2 separate regions of the Homo sapiens genome follow, and region 1 is linked to region 2. A link is a loop called in an ENCODE intact Hi-C map of the cell type or tissue named here. Cell type or tissue: PC-3. All regions are shown on one strand. Each heading gives the region's core, and the rest is flanking DNA. Links, peaks and the distances in the headings are about the cores only.

Region 1 (8,334 bases), core at 112-8,111, 89 kb after region 2:
TCCAGGAAGGGAAGCAGTTAATTATATGTAAGTGAAGTGCCTGCTTAATTACGTGGGCCACTGTAAGTTCTGGCCTGGTGGGAGCTGTGCTTTCTGAGATCTCTGGAGGCTCCCTGGTCTCTGTCGTCCTCATCTCATTTGGCATCTCCACAGCAGTTGACCCCACCAGTAGACCTCCTTCTAACCACCTGGGTTTCTTCCTCTCTGTTACACCTTTTGCTCTTTGTTATTATTATTTTCTTTCTTTCCAAGATGGAGTATCATTGTGTCACCCAGGCTGGAGTGCAGTGGCATGATCTTGGCTCACTGCAACTTCTGCCTCCCGGGTTCAAGCAATTTTCCCAGCCTCAGCCTCCCGAGTAGCTGGGATTACAGGCTCCCACCACCACGCCTGGCTAATTTGTGTGTGTGTGTGTGTTTTTTTTTTTTTTTTTTTTTTTTAGTAGTGATGGGGTTTTGCCATATTGGCCAGGCTGGTCTCAAACTCCCGACCTCAGGTGATCTGCCCGCCTTGGCCTCCGAAAGTGCTGGAATTAGAGGCGTGAGCCACTGTACCTGGCCTGCTTTTTGTTACTGTCACTTGTTTTCCCTGTTCGTGTCCCTAAATGCAGATGTTCTCTAAGGGTTTGTCTTCAGTCTTCTCACTTAGTGAATCTTGTCTGTTGTCCTGCTTTGAGCTGTTACTGTATTCTTTTGTGGAGCTTGTCTTCTCTCTCCAGCCCCAGGTGGTTTCTGACTACCAGTTGGACTGGTCCTGGTTGCTAAGGGAGATCTGAAACTCACTTCTCCTTCCCTTGGTTGTCTTTCTGGCTTCCCCCTTTCCCCATCTTGATTTCCATCTTTTGTTCTTGGCCTTCCCTCCCCTCTTCCATCTCCTTGACTCCCGTCCAGGAGTTGATGAAACTTCTGCTGTGTTCCTGGTGTCCATCCTTCCCTTCCCTCTGCAGCTGCCGTAGCCCTCGTAGCTCTTACCCGAATGCTCATCCCTTCCTACTAGGATCTGTTATAGGATTGACCTCCGGTCAGCTCCTCCCTTAGCCCTCCATCTGAGCACAGTCAGGCGGTGGGGAGAGCAGAGCCTGTTGGATCCACCTTGAGGAGCATTTGAGCAAGGCAGAACATGTCTAAAGGGCCGAGCACAGAGCCTGGCAGGCACCGGGCATTAAGAAACAGAACAGCTGCTTCTGCTGCTATGATGACTCCTTTTGTAGTCAGGTGTGTTCTCCCCAGGGAGGACAGTGTGCCAACTGCTTTTCATACAGATACTGCATTTAATCCACAGACCTCCCTGGGAAGCTGCAGTTTTGCAAGTGATGAAACTGACGTTCAGGAAGGTGTAATGACTTGCCCAAGGCCCCACATCTGGGAAGTACCAAGCTGGGATGTTCCAAATCCAGGGCCACCACTTCTCAGCCTCTTACCCCGCCGGGTCTCTTTCCTACCTGCTATGCTGCAGGGCACAGGAACTGAACTGACACTCTCATTATCCACTGTTCTGCCCTTTCTGCCCACTGGTCCATGCTGTTCCTGCCTATCTGTGCTCTCACCATTTTTCTAGCCTCTACCGTGGCTCACATCCAGTTATGCTACTTCTTCCATGAAGTCTTACTGGATTTTCTTTCCCTCCGTGTGCCATATTGCTTTGTATCCCTTAGAGCACTGACCCTCACCAGGGTTATTCGTGGACCTGTCTGCCTCCCTGTTAGATTATAAACTCCTTAAGAAGGGGAGACCTCATACTTGAATGGTGCTTTCTAGCTTCCCTGGCTCTGACTTTTCGTCCTCATGTATTGTTCCTTTCCTCTGATTTCAAGCATCCAACACCCCACCTGACTGTATACAGTGAGCACGGGGGGTGTTGTTTGCTGGGTGCAGTTGAAATGGGGTGCTTGTCTGGCTGTCTGGTTCAACAGGCCATTGCTCTCTGGTCTGTTTCTTCCATGTCACATGGACTTCAAAATAAGTTTATCCACCTATGTTAGCTTCTCCTCTGATGTGTTATTTGCTTATGGTCCTGATCATGGTAGATGACCAAGGCCTATAGCATAGCACCCAGTATTGATTTTGAAGATGAATGAACCAGTGCCAGAGAGCAATCAGCAGTGCCAGGGTTTCTAACTCAGAATGCAGTGGAGCAGTGTGGAGTGGAGATTGGCATCATACAGACCCACATGGAAAACAGTACTTACACACTTTGGAGTAAGGAAACTAAAGCACAGGCCTCAGTTCAGGACAATGGTAAGTTGTTTTTCTCTATCAGGACTGACCATCAAAGATGGTAATCTCTCCCAAGATGCCCATTGCCCTGGGAGGCCAGCACACAGGATCAAAATAGCCAGAAAAACTGGAAGATGGGAACTCATAGCTTCAAGGCTTGCCCTGTTCCCTTCAGGCCCTAGGCAGGGGCTTTAGGTAGTTGATGAAATTTGCACACAGAAATACCACTCTAAATTAGCCTGCAGGGGCTGGCCCAAGGCTCTGTGAGCCAGATGTTTCTTGCACTGAGAGGCCTCAGGTGCATGGTGGGTTTCCTTAGCAGCAGCTGTGTACCATTCTTCCTTAATAATCAAGCCCTGGCTGCTTCTCTACCCCGACCCCACAGGCTCATGATCCATTTTAACCAATAGAGAGAAGCTGCATGAACTTGCACACAGTATGTGTATGCTAACTCTGGTCTCCCTTAAACACGATTTGAATTTCACTTTAAAGAAACTTCCCTTTTGTGTGTGCAATTTTTTTTCTCAAGCAGCTGCACTACAGCTATCAACAAAGGAACAAAGTAATTCAGCTCTGAGCAAACTCACTCCAATTACCCATAATAATTCATAGGAGACATTTTTAAGCTTACAGAATGCTAGATGTAGGCATTTCTTTCTGTGTGCCCCTGTAAGTTTTTCCACTTGTCTATTATATCTATCTTTCCCCAGAGATATATGAGCTCAAAGAAGTATATAATTAAAGGCGGGGAAACGCAGTGGGGTAGATACAGATTCCCCGCCAAGTGTGGTGTTACAAGGGGTCATTGCTATATCAGAGATGGGGGGAAGAGACGTCAGAGGAAACTGGGGACAGACTCTAGTCTTGATGAGGTGTGGCGGGCTTGCAGGGGGCTGGTCTCGTGGGTCTCCCTTTGGCCTGCAGTTTGTTATTTCCTCTTTCTTTCAAGTATACTATTAAGAGAGTTGGGTTTCCATCTTTGCACTATTTCAAAAGAAAAAGTATTAGAAAATGCCTTTTCTTAAAGAGTCACATTGCATCTTTCCTTCTGCTCACTTGCCACCTAGCCATGGTTGTTCACCTCTCACCTCCTGCACGAGAGAAATTCCTGGGGGTGACCTTGAATGAGCTTTCCATCAGGCCCCCATGGTGTCTGCTCATGGAGCAAGTCTAGGCTCTCTGGTGGTGGGCGGTGGGGGCTGAGAGAGGCCCCAGCCTTTTCCTACAGAGAAGCTCGCTGTTGGTGAATGGGAGGCATGCTCACCCACTTGGAGGAGACTCCGGCTTTGAAAGGCTGTTGGAAAGGGAAGCCAACACGTGGGAGGGAGCCAGGTTTTCTCCTCATATCTTCTTTCCATGTGTTTTGGTTCTATGTGAAAGCAGACGTGTCTGGTTGCCAGCTTTGGCAGGAGAAGCTGAATTCCATGAGCACTTACCAGTCACATTAGAAGCTGATTGAGACTACACCCAATTTTTAAAAATTGTCTGTCTTGTAGGTCTGAATTTTGTAAGCTTTAGAAAATGTGTATATATGTAATATATACGTGTACGTATGCGGGTTTTTTTGAGAGAGGGTCTCACTCTGTCACCCGGCTGGAGTGCAATGGTGTGATCTTGGCTGCAACGCAGGCTGGAGTGCATTGGTGTGCAGCTCACTGCAGCCTCGACCTCCCAGGGTTGGGTAATCCTCCCACCTTAGCCTCCCAAGTAGCTGGGACTACAGGTACATGCCACCAGACCCAGCTAATTTTTGTATTTTTTGCAGAGATGAGGTCTCACTATGTTGCTCAGGCTGGTCTTGAACTCCTGAGTTCAAGTGATCTGCCTGCCTCGGTCTCCCAAAGTGCTGGGATTACAGGGTGAGCCACTGTACCCGGCCAGTGTTTTTTTTTTTTTGTGGTAAAATACACATAACATGAAGTATATCATTTCAGCTGTTTTTGATGTGTACAGTTCAGTGCATTAAGTACATTCACATTGTTGTCCATCCATTTTCGTCATCTCCATCAGAAGCTCTGTACCCGTTCAGTAGCTCCTCATTCTACCCTTCCCTGGTAACCTCTATTCTACTTTCCGTCTCTGATGTATGTGTGTCTTTAATTTAGCAGGATGTGCGCTTTCATTCCAAATACTTCACAGAAGAGCTAAGAAGAATTTTTATAGAGGACACTGACTCAGAGACTGAGGATTTTGCAGGATTTACGCAGAGTGATCTGAATGGAAAGACTAACCCAGAAGTAATGGTAATAATTACAACAGGAAGGGATGTGGGTGGTAACGTTTTTAATCCTGTTTCTGAAAGAGTTTTACTTGTAAGCAGTCACTTCACAAGTGAAAAGATTTTTCTTACATATTTATCTTACAAGCAATTAACATAACCTAAAAAAATTGCTCCTGGAAGGCTAATCCCTGGTCCACCAGTCCATTATTCTCTTAGAGAAAATCCATTCATCTTCTCCTCGTGCCTTAGGGGGTTTTTGGGGATGTGTCCCAGGCGTCCTTTATTGTCCTTCTCAAAGAATTTATCTCTCTTGGCCAGGCACGGTGGCTCATACCTGTAATCCCAGCACTTTGGGAGGCCGAGGCGGGTGGACCTGAGGTCAGGAGTTCAAGACCAGCCTCACCGATATGGTGAAACCCCATCTCTCCTCAAAATACAAAAATTAGCCGGGCGTGGTGGCGGGCACCTGTAATCCAAGCTACTCGGGAGGCGGAGGCAGGAGGATTTCTTGAAGCCGGGAGGCAGAGGTTGCAGTGAGCTGAGATTGAGCCACTGCACTCCAGCCTGGGTGACAGAGCGAGACTCCATCTCAAAAAAAAAAAAAAAAAAAAAAAAAAAAAAAAAAAAAAAAATTATCTCAAGAGTTCCTTAAACCTCTTTTATCTAAAAGTTTATCTTAGATGACAACTTTCTTGAGATACTTTCTTACTGTGTGTGAAGTGACAGTTTTTGGTTTGAAGTTAATTTGGCAAAAATTTGGCTGTGGTACAAACTTGGTGTTCCCCATGCATTGTGGATTTGGATTTGTCATGCTTTTTAGTGTTAAAGATGACCCAGGCCTGCCTGGATTCTGGAGGGAAGTCTACTCTCAGCACTTCCTATGAACAGACTTGTTAGTTATTTGTTTGTTTTATCCTGCACAGTTAGGCTAGTTTACTGCCCACTCGTGTTTGAACCTGAAGGTAACTTTAAGGCACAGCCTTCGGATTTAAGTGCAGAAATGTTTTCTGCTAAAAATAGCATACATTTATGCAAAAAATAAACATGCTACTATCTTCTTCAGTATGAAGATGGAACGTAGAGTTTACGCCTCTTCACAGCCAGAAGCTGCTAAAGACTAACTTTTGGCAGAGACTGTGTAGAGGTATAAATAAGCCGTGACTCCTAGCCTGCCATGTCCCTCACTTGTCCTAGGAGAGAATGTAGAGCATAAAAGCCCGCATGGTAGGCTGCTTCGTTTGATAGTGATTTTTTGCTATGAGTAGCAACATAGAGCTGTGCCAGCCTGGAGGCCCCAGGTCTCCTTTGGCTTTCTTTGCAGAAGCTGTTTGTGTGGCAGTTCCATCAGTTCTGGCCAGCAAGTCCCTAGCTTCTTGCCAGCACGATATTAAGATGCTTCTAAAACCCTAATGGGCATCATCAGTTAGCAATGTACTTATTTTCTGTTCTTTAGTGAAGTGATGTCTGGTTATTCGAAGCATTTGCATTTCTAGTGAGAGAAAGTGAATTACCCCAGAAGTCTTCCCTCCCACCTGCCCCCAAGTCTATGGACTGTGTGATGTAGTTACATAGATCATGATATAGCTTACAGTTCAGCACAGGCCCTTGCAAATTTTATTTTAGAATCCAGTGAGAAGAAAAGCATTGTTGCCTCCCAGCCCACCCTCCTGCCCACCCCTGTGGGAACTGGCGAACCTATCTTTCTTGATAATGGGACATTGCTGTAACTTGGTTTCCAGGGGTCTGCTGGCCGGATGCGAAATAACCACATCCATGTACTACACTTGTGCTCTTCTCTTGGGTCTGATTCTGGGCTGCTGTGTACCATTTGTTCTTTCCTTCCTTCAGGCCTCTGTAGTGAGCTGTTCCACATCTGGTAAAGAGAGGCCTGTCGATGATGAGGATGGTAGATAAATGGATCAAAACTGAAGTTCTTCCCTGACAGTGTCCCCTGAAATTGGGTTCCTTTGCAGTACACCATTTTGAATTCTGAAGCTATTAATATGGGAAGTTCAGGGTATTAAAAAATAGATAAATCAGTGCCATATAGTCTTACTCCTCACTTGGCTTGGTGTGGATATACCAGGGTTGGCAGTTATCTGCGTTTTTTTTCTCCCTGTGTCTTATTTCTAACTTTAGTCCAACGAGAGTTTGGGGTTGATGGTCGTCACCGGGGAGGAAGCAGAGTCCCTGAACTGATCCTGGGTCCGTATCGGTGCCATTCCGTGTTCTTGGTAGATTTTCAGAATTCCCAGATAATGGTTCCCAAAGTTTTCTAGCTTCTGGTCATGGAAGGATGCCCAGAAGACGTCCTAGATCTTACATACTTAAACCTGTCTCTGTACCACTGCTAAGAGTCCCGTCACATCCAAGCTGTCACCTAGGTGATGTATCCCTGTTACTGCCTTCCATATTTACTGTGTTCTCACTTGTAAAACAGAGCAATGTTTGAATGCTGGAGACCTCTGCCATGTGGAATTTGAAAATGTCGGGTGAGGATTTCTTGAGTTGACTGAGTGGTGTTTTGCTACAACCTGTAGAGCTTTGTGACCTGGTTTCACCTCATGGCTCTGAGGGTTCCAGAGAAGGGAAAGGTGCCCCTTGACTGAGGACGCAGTGGCAGGTCATCTGCCTGTCCTGGGTCACTGCCCTGAGGTGCAGTCAGCTCTCCCGCCCTGTTATTCAGGAGTCTGGTTCCTGCTATTTAGAGGAGACCAGTCAGCATTTTTCCCCCGTTGCGTCCTTTCCTGTCTGAAGATCACATCTGTCATGCTGCTGTCTCTCCTTTTCTGTGACTGTCTCTCCTCTTGCTGGTGCTCCCTGGTTGTCCCACGGTGGAGGAACCCACCCTGTCAGTGTTTTGCTTACAGCCCTCATGCTCTGAATGGAACCCATTTCTGTCGCGGGTATGATGGTGCACAGTTCAGTAGTAGGTTGCCTGCTCTCTGATTTTATTCATCAACCAATTTCTTGCACATTTAAAGGAAATTCAGAGGGAACTCATAATATGAAGGGGAAGCTTTTCATTTTTCATGTTTTTTCTCATAATGCTGTCAGTTGTTTTAAATGCATGTCTTTTTTGTGGGTCTGTAACAGTGTCTTTGTGCTTTTTCTTGCTCTTATTTTATTAGGTCGTGGAGTCAGATTTGAGTGATGATGGCAAAGCATCTTTGGTGAGCGAGGAAGAGGAAGATGAAGAAGAAGATAAGGCTACCCCTAGAAGAAGCAGGTCTAGAAGAAGTAGTATTGGTCTTCGAGTAGCCTTTCAGTTCCCCACCAAGAAGCTGGCCAACAAACCAGATAAAAACAGTTCTTCCGAGCAGTTGTTTTCTAGCGCACGCTTACAGAATGAGAAAAAAACAATTCTTGAAAGAAAGAAAGACTGTAGACAGGTGATACAAAGGGAAGATTCTACCTCTGAGTCTGAGGATGACTCTCGGGATGAGAGCCAGGAGAGTTCAGATGCTTTGCTGAAAAGGACCATGAACATCAAGGAGAACAAAGCCATGGTGAGGCTTCACGGAGGGCGTCCTGGGAGTTGGCACCAGGCTCTGGCAGCAGTTGCTGGGCTCCCAGAACCACTTTGCTCCTACAGCTGCTGCTGTTGCTTTGGCTTCTGTCAAGAAAATATACTCTGGGTATTGTGTATCCTTTTACTTTTCCAGAACCCAGAGCAACTATTACATGATCAGCTCTGGTTTGGGAACAGAAAGAGATTCCCCAGCACCATTTTTAGCCCCTACATGGTGCCATAATGCTGCTTACTGTTGACCAAGCTAAGTTCTAAGTATATAGTTGTGTTGGGGATGAGAGGGGCTGAACAACTAGCCCGTTCCCAGCAGAGTAAAGCAGGGGAAGTGGGATGTCACCAAGTCCACTGAGAAGTTGCAAGGAGC
Region 2 (8,334 bases), core at 305-8,304:
TTTAAGAGAGAGGATAAAGGCTTTAGAGGGCTTTATGAGGATCTCCATGAAAAAGCTCCTGATTATTTTGATGAGTACTCAAAGAGGTCTCTACAGAGGATCTGAACATGAATTAACCCTGAAGAAAGAATGAGAAGCCAGAGGTCAAGATTATGTGTGGGAAGGACATGCCAGGGAAAGAACAGGAGGCAAATGCAAGTTCAAGAACTGGGAGGCAAGAAAGAGCACAGCTTGTTTAAGGATTAGCCATGTTTAGTTGCATGGCTGGAATGCAACTGTGTGTTGTTGGGGTTTTTGAGGTTGGAAGGGGAGGAGTAGAATAAGGAGAAATGACAGGAGATGACAGAAGAAAGCAAGCCAGGGACCAGATCTTGCCCGCTATTTTGCCCATAAAGGAATGTAGCCAAAGCAAAGTTTCCTGGATACAGTGTTCCTTTCACTAATCTCCCTTGGCTCCCAGTCTACCTTCCAGCTAATTAGAACTTGCTAAATGCTCCAGCATCCTCTCTTTTGGATGGCTGTGTATCTAGTTGGTTTTGATTTATTTGATACATGAGAATGTCATGAGGCCATTAATTTACCTCTTTGTAGATTTCTCAAGGAATAAGACCAAGATTAAATCTGTTTTTCCATACCCGGATGTTGCCTTGTATAATCTTCCAACCAAAAAGTTTCAAACCTTTCTAGCAGGGCTGAGGATAGAAAATTGGGGATCTAGATCCACACATATCAATTCAAAATTGAATGGTGCTCTCTCAACTTTACCAATCTATTGCACCACATAGGTGTTCAACTCTGCAAGAGACACGTGTACCTTTGTAAGGACGAGGAAAAGACAATCTAATAGGTTTAGCCTATTAACATAATAGTTCAGGTTCAGAACTTTTTTCTTTTTTATTAAAAAGCATTTATTGAATAACACTTGTTGAAACAAGTGAAGTAAAACATAGATAGGTGGGAAGGCAAAATTACAATTCAGGATAATCTGCATCAAACACAATAAACCTACATAAGATTGGAGGCACTGTGATGTAGTGGTTAATGGCCTGGGTATATTGGTCAGACAAATCAGGTTTAAACTCAAGGCAGAGCTCTTATTAGCTGGGTGATCTTAGACAACTTACTGGGTCTGTCAAATCCTGTTTTCTCATCTGCAAAAAGAGAATCATGGCACCACTCCTAGAGAATTGTAGTGAGGATTAAATAAGATAACATGTCTTAGGTGCATGCCACAGGCCAATCAGGTAATAAGCATGTGCTAACTGGGGCTATTTAAAACCCAGTGGGGTAAGTACAGTCCTAGTTCATTCATCAATTCCCCCAGGAGGTATTTTTGATGCCCCCACAGCACCCCACCTTCCACCCTGCAAGGCTGGGCTAATGCTCCTTCTAAAAAACATATTCCTATAACATTTTATTCCACGCTTACTTAGGAACCCATTCCATTTTCCAATTAGTGGTCTAACTCTCTCCACCAGCCTGTGAACAACTGAAGCACAGGACTGTGTCTTGTTCCCCACTGGCTCTCCAGGCCCTGCCACAATGCCGGGTCTATGCAAACACTCAGAAAGCAAAAAATTTCAAAATGAGTCGTAGGCCCTGCGCAGTGGCTCACGCCTGTAATCCCAGCATTTTGGTAGGCTGAAGTGAGAGGATCGCCTGAGGTCAGGCGTTCAAGACCAGCCTGACCAACATGGTGAAACCCCATTTCTACGAAAAATACAAAAATTAGCAGGACATGGTGGTGGGTGCCTGTAGTCCTGGCTACTCGGGAGGCTGAGGGAGGAGAATCGCTTCAACCCGGGAGGTGGAGGTTGCAGTGAGCTGAGATTATGTCACTGCACTCCAGCCTGGACGACAGAGAGACACTCTGTCTCAAAAAAAAAAAAAAAATTAATTAAATAAATAAAATAAATTGTAGTTTAAAAAGAAATTGTTGGCAGGCCACATCAGATAAGTAATGCAAAAAGGTTAACATAGTTTTGTCATCTAGCTTAGTGCATGGAATGCCCACAGGCTTTAGCAATGGAGGAGTCTGCATTTTAGGTCGGGCTTTACTGCTTGGTGGCTGTGCGACCCTGGGAAAATTAATTAATTGCTCTGAGATTCCCATTTGCCATCTCTAAAATGGGGATAAAACAACAAATAAAGTGTGTAATGTGTCTGGCATATAGTAGGCACCTATCAAATGGAAATAGCTGATTTTGTTAGTGTCATCTAAATTGTGTTAATACCTTTGCTGATGTTTTGGGAAACTTACAATAAATAGCATACAATTTCATTGGCCATGTAGATAACGGTAGCAAACATTTATTGAAGATTTTTTTTTAAATCTGCCAGGCACTGTCTCCAGTGCTTTATTAATCTGTTCAGCATCCTAAGAACTCTATGAGATAATGTGCCATGATGATCATCATCCCATTTTACAGGCGAGGATATTGAATAAAGAGAGATTAGCAACGTGCCCTGTGCATAGTTAGTAAATTACAGAGCCTAGACTCAAACCCAGACACCAGGTCCATACCCTTGACCAAGCCAAGAATATAACTTCAGAAAAATGCACTGTGGAAGGAAGACTGAGATGCCAGCCTCTACTCTGCTTTTTATGAGGCAAAGTCGCTCCAGCTCTGAGACTTCATCTCCCTTCTGTAATGTGAAGGATCATGCTTGTCCTCACAGGATTACAAAGTCAAGTACAGACATACTGCTTTTTGTTTCCATAATGGTCTCCTGGAAACCACATTGTGAGGTAAATCATTGCCAAGTGTTGCATATTTTCCCATAGGAATGATGTTCTAATTGCAGGTTATATTCCTGAACAAGGCCTCAGAATCAAGCAAATCATTAATATGACCCAAAATGTGTCAAAGGAGAAGATATTAAACAACTATAAACCTTTAGCATCCTTTTAAGAATAAAATTGTCTTCCAGGTTCTGCAAAATAGGCACATACAAACTATTCCCGGGTTAAGCAAGTACATGAAGAGAAAAAGCACTGCTAACAAACTGAGCCCATATGTTGAGTATTCTTGCCTTTAATAACACTTAATTAGTAATGGTATTGCTCTTTTTAGAATTTAGAATAGTTTTGGAGGCAATCATTTAATGGCTTATGGCTTACATTATTGTTTTCTGTGAAAAGCAGAGGCATTGAAAATAACTCCAGTGATCTCCCTGTTCCTCTTAAAATGGGGATTAGTGTTTTCCAGTTTAGTCACTACAGAGTCCAAATATTTAAGGCACCCCTAAGAACTGGCGGTTTGGGGGCAGAGATGCCTCTTGAAACTGGTCTTTTAATTTATTTTCTGTTCTGTGATTCAACTTCGCCTCCACCCCACTCCCCCTCTTCCATGTGAGGGACAGTTAGAAAGATGGGGAACCTAGCAGGTTGGAAAATATTGAGCTTCTTGTTCCGTTGCCGCTTTATTAATAGAAGGTATCTGGGGGTTGATTGAATGGATAAACACCCAAAAGAGACAAAAGTAGAGACCCTACTGTCCACATGAAACTGAAGTGAAATAGTGATGTACATTGACCTAAGCTGTGAGGACTAAAGCATTTGGAACAATGATGATTATGTCTGTTACTAAATAGAAAAATCCATTTACAGTACAATAAGCGTAATATGATTCCATCATTGTAAATAATTAAAACACAAAGAAATTTCAAAGCATAGCTATATTTTAGCAGGAGAATTACAGTGATTATGTTTTCCTTTTGCCGCTTCCCTAAATGTTTTTATCCTTCTACAAAGGGCAGATTCTTTGCGATCCTTTTTTTCTATTTCAAAAGAAAAAGAAACTTGGACTGATAGATGCTTGTCTGTTTCTATTTGCTCTGGTATGAAACCCTTCAGCAACATTTGTAGGCTGGTATGTGGTATGTGGTTTCAGTGCATACCCAGGAATTGACCATGTCTTGCCCTATGATAACATATTAATTAATAAAATAGGGCTGTTCATATCACTAACTGAGAATTGAGATGTTAACATTTTTAGCCCATATGAAAATTTCTAGAGTGTCCTGTAATTCTGAGTTACTCCAGTAGATGGCAGGGTTGTACAAAAACAGCCAATCAATTGAGGCTGAAGGACTAGAGAAAGATTTTTGCTGTCTTTCTAGAAGAGCCCTCCCTCCCTCAATGGACAAATCACCGGAATGAGGTGAATAATAAAAACGGTATTTTCTTCCGTAGTACAATGTGGATGGTGTTAATGGGAAAGTTATTTTATCTATTTAAATACGTATGTATTTGGTAATTCTCAGGCCGGATGTTTTTATCCACGATATTAACAGAGAGGGTTAACCCTCTCTCTCCCCGCCCACCACCAAGTTTAACAACTCTTTGGTTTAAAGAAAGAGGGTCTCAGAAACCTTAGCTGTATTTTTATTTCTTTTCCTATATTACTACTCTGAGGTAAAGGTACGAAGTGAGGGATTGACACCCTTTTTTGTTAAATGTTTTCCTTTGTTTTATATCTGAAAAAGTACAACTGGGTGGTGGAAAGATCAGATGCTTTGTACCCTAAAGGGTTCTCATCTTGGGTTTTCCACTCACCCCCTGGGCTGATTCCCTGATTTCTCCAAGCCCCAGGTTCCTCATCTGGGACAAATGGAGCTAGCAGCAAGTTCCAGATGTGTGTCTCTAGGGATTAGCTGTTTACATACACACAGCTTGCTGACATGCCCTGCACAGCATGGATCCCCAATAAATGGTGGCGATTCATACTAAAATCAGTATTGCCATAGGATCACATTGATGGATTAAACTATCCCACGATTAATTTCTGCTTTTATTCAATCTTCCAACATTGCCTTAAACTGAGGCAAGATAATTTTGCCAGCCTTGAGGTGGGATCTGTGTCTTTTCTTTTCTTTCTTTCTTTCTTTCTTTTTTTTTTTTTTTTTTTTTTTGAGATAGAGTCTCGCTCTGTCACCTAGGCTGGAGTGCAGTGGTGCGATCTCGGCTCACTGCAACCTCTGCCTCCCAGGTTCAAGCCATTCTCCTGCCTCAGCCTCCCGAGTAGCTGGAACTACAGGCGGGGGCCACCATGCCTGGCTAATTTCTGTTATTTTTAGTAGAGACAGGGTTTCGTCATGTTGGCCAGGCTGGTCTTGAACTCCTGTCTTCAGGTGATCCACCCGCCTCGGCCTCCCAAAGTGCTGGGATTACAGGCGTGAGCCACCGTGCCTGGCCCTATGTCATTTCTTAAAGAAGTGTGGACATCAGCAACTACCTTAAAGTGATATATGTATACTAGAGTGCTGTCTTCACCAGAAACAAAATACTGTTGTTTTTTGTTTCGTTTTGTTTTAAATAGGGTCTTACTCTGTCGCCCAGGCTGGAGTGCAGTGACATAATCATAGCTCACTGCAGCTTCAACCTCCTGAGCTCGAGCGATCCTCTTGCCTTAGCCTCCCAAAGTGTTGGGATTACAGGCATGAGACACCATGCCTGGCCACAAAATCCTGTTTTAGTAAAGAAGATGACGGTTATTGCTTAAGCACATGCATTGATGGTGGAGGGATGATGTTTGCCCAGGAGGGCGACTGGGGACTCATGATCTCATGCCCCAAATGGATCTTACACATCATATGACTCAACATACTCGTTGTACAGACAAGAAAACTTAGGCCCAACATGGGTTTCGTTTTTAAATTTTTCTTTTGAAATAATTTTAAACATACTGAAAAGTTGCAAAATTGTACAAAGAGTTTCTATATACCCTTCATTCAGTTTCTTCTAATACATGGCCATAACATAATCTTACATAACCACAGTAAGTTATGTAAAGAAATTAAGGCTGGGTGCAGTGGCTCATGCCTATAATCCCAGCATTTGGGAGGCCGAGGCGGGCCGATAACCAGAGATTGGGAGTTCGAGATCAGCCTGGCTAACATGGTGAAACTCCGTCTCTACTAAACATACAAAATTTTCTGGGCGTGGTGATGTGTGCCTGTAATCCCAGCTACTCGGGAGGCTGAGGAAGGAGAATCGCTTGAAGCCAGGAGGTGGAGGTTGCAGTGAGCTGGGATTGCGCCACTGAACTCCAGCCTGGGCGACAGAGTGAGACTCGGTCTCCAAAAAAAAAAAAAAAAAAAAAAAAGATTTTGAACACAGCTACAATACTGTGAACTGAATCTACTAACCTTTTTTGAATTCCTATTAACATCCTTTTTCTGTTCAAGGCTCAGCCTAGGACCCTGCGTGGCAATTAGTTGTCATGACTCCTTAGTCCCCTCTAGTCTATAACAATTTCTCAGGTTTTTCTTGCCTTTCCTGACCTTGTCACTTTTGAAGACTACGAATCGGTTATTTCATAGAATGTGCTTCAATTTGGGTTTATCTGATATTTTCTCATGGATAAAGGAGGTCAAGCATTTTTCGCAGGAATGCCATGGAAATCAGATTGCGCCCTTCTCTGTGCATCAAATGACGTCCTATGTCTCTTTCTACAGATATGAACCTTCATTCCCGGTCAAGGAGGTGACTACCAGTTTTTCCAAAGTAAAATGACTATTTTCCCGTTAGTAATTGGTTAATAAATGTATCTGGGAAGATACTTTATGCAAATATCTTGTTTCTCCTTAAACTTATAGCCACTAATTTTAGCATCCTTTGATGCCTACAACCATTTTTACTGTGGGGTTTCCCCCCATTTCCTCTTTTCCCTCTGCATGTATTAATAGGTTCTGTAACGAAGATGTGTCCCTTCTCTCCCATTTATTTACTACGTTACATCACTGTGGACTCATGGATATTTACTTCCGTCTATGGCTTATAATCCAATGCTATTACCCTTTCTTGATTGCTCAAAATTACTCCAGCTTTGGCCATTGGGAGCTCCTTCAGGTGGGCTCTGTGTTCTTCTGACATGGCTCCATCCTTTGTGGCTACTTCCTTGTATTCTGGCACATGATGTTCCAGGCTCTTTTTTTTTTTTTTTTTTTTTCTGAGACGAAGTCTTGCTCTGTCACCCAGGCTGGAGTGCAGTGGCACAATGTCACCTCACTGCAACCTCCGCCTCCCAGGTTCAAGCAATTCTCCTGCCTCATCCTCCCAGGTAGCTGGGATTACAGGCACCCACCACCATGCCCAGCTAAGTTTTGTATTTTTAGTAGAAACGGGGTTTCACCATATTGGTCAGGCTGGTCTCAAACTCCTGACCTCAGGTGATCCACCCGCCTCGGCCTCCCAAAATGAGGCAATTACAAGCATGAGCCACACTGTGCCAGGCCTCCAGGCTCATTTTATATTTTGCCTGCCCCAGTCCTGGAGTCACCAACTTCTCCAAGGAGCATGGTTCCTTTTATTCAAGAGTGATATTTAGAAACTAAGATCTAAGCACTAAATGTATTCATTGCTACTAGAGAGTCATTGTTTCTAGGACCTTCCAGCAGAGCAAGGAACTGTGTGTACGTATACTAACTCATGCAGGCACACACATCTGTATATGCGTGTGTCTGTCTGCCTGCCTATCTATCATCTACTCAACCGCCCACACACACATATGTATGTATGTGTGTGTATATATATACATATGTATATATATGTATGTATATAAATGTGGGTTTATACTGAGATCTGTAACTCGAATAAATTCCACGGGTTCATTTTTGCCTTGCCCCTTTCCTTATGTATAACATCTTTCTCCAACAGTGAGAAACTTGACTCTTTATCTGATCTGGTATATAATTCTAGTATCCTTGTTGGAAAACAAATTTACTAACTACATTACAATAATTTTACACTGTTTCTTTAGACGTTAGCCTTCCACTATCAAGTCAAAATTATGTTTTTCAAATTTACTTAGGTTTTTCTAAGGTATGGGAAATTTTGCTATGATTCTAAAATCAAAGTTATAAAAAGTCTATGCTCAGAGAAAGGTTACTTCCTCCTCGTTCTTGCTAGCCTGTTCCCATTCTCTCATCCTTTCTACCTGGTTCCCTGCCATTCTTTGTAGATAACCAATGTCTTTAATTTATGGTTTATAATTCCTATATTTCTTTTGCACAAAAAAGCAGATACAGTTATATTTTCTTATATCTCTTTTCTTACCTAAAAGGTAGCATATAATAGAAAGGCTTATAAACTTTGCCTTTTACACGTAACAATATATCCTGGAAAGTGCTCTATCTGTTCACAGAGATCTTCCTCTTTATCTTTGATAGCTGTGTAGTATTTCATTGTGTGGCTTTATCATAGTTTGTTCAACCCACATTCCTATAGACAGACATTTACATTGTTTCCCAAATTTTTCAATTATAAACACTACTGTAACAAATAGCTGATACATATAATTTTTAAAATGTTAGACGTGTATCTTCAAGGTA

What was found. Peaks named below come from ENCODE experiments on the same cell type or tissue, not always from the same donor. Only the 100,000 strongest peaks of a DNase experiment are listed, where the experiment ranks them.
Region 1: a loop joins it to region 2, with 7 times the contacts of the local background. A loop is called at or near these places in 8 of 110 quality-filtered maps.

What each region holds. Positions count from the first base shown.
Region 1 is chr7:21,907,743-21,916,076 of GRCh38, reverse strand. It overlaps CDCA7L (cell division cycle associated 7 like), which reads left to right. Exons shown (of 10, transcript NM_018719.5): 3 at 4,323-4,460; 4 at 7,570-7,947. Among named protein-coding and RNA genes, the nearest start is that of CDCA7L, 34 kb to the left of the region's middle. In PC-3, for the core only: no CTCF peak of the experiment used is centred there; a DNase peak (open chromatin) is centred at 4,366; H3K27ac peaks cover 1,168 bases.
Region 2 is chr7:21,997,310-22,005,643 of GRCh38, reverse strand. No RefSeq gene overlaps it. Among named protein-coding and RNA genes, the nearest start is that of CDCA7L, 56 kb to the right of the region's middle. In PC-3, for the core only: a CTCF peak has its summit at 4,046 (motif pointing right); a DNase peak (open chromatin) is centred at 4,103; H3K4me3 peaks cover 384 bases; H3K27me3 peaks cover 2,339 bases.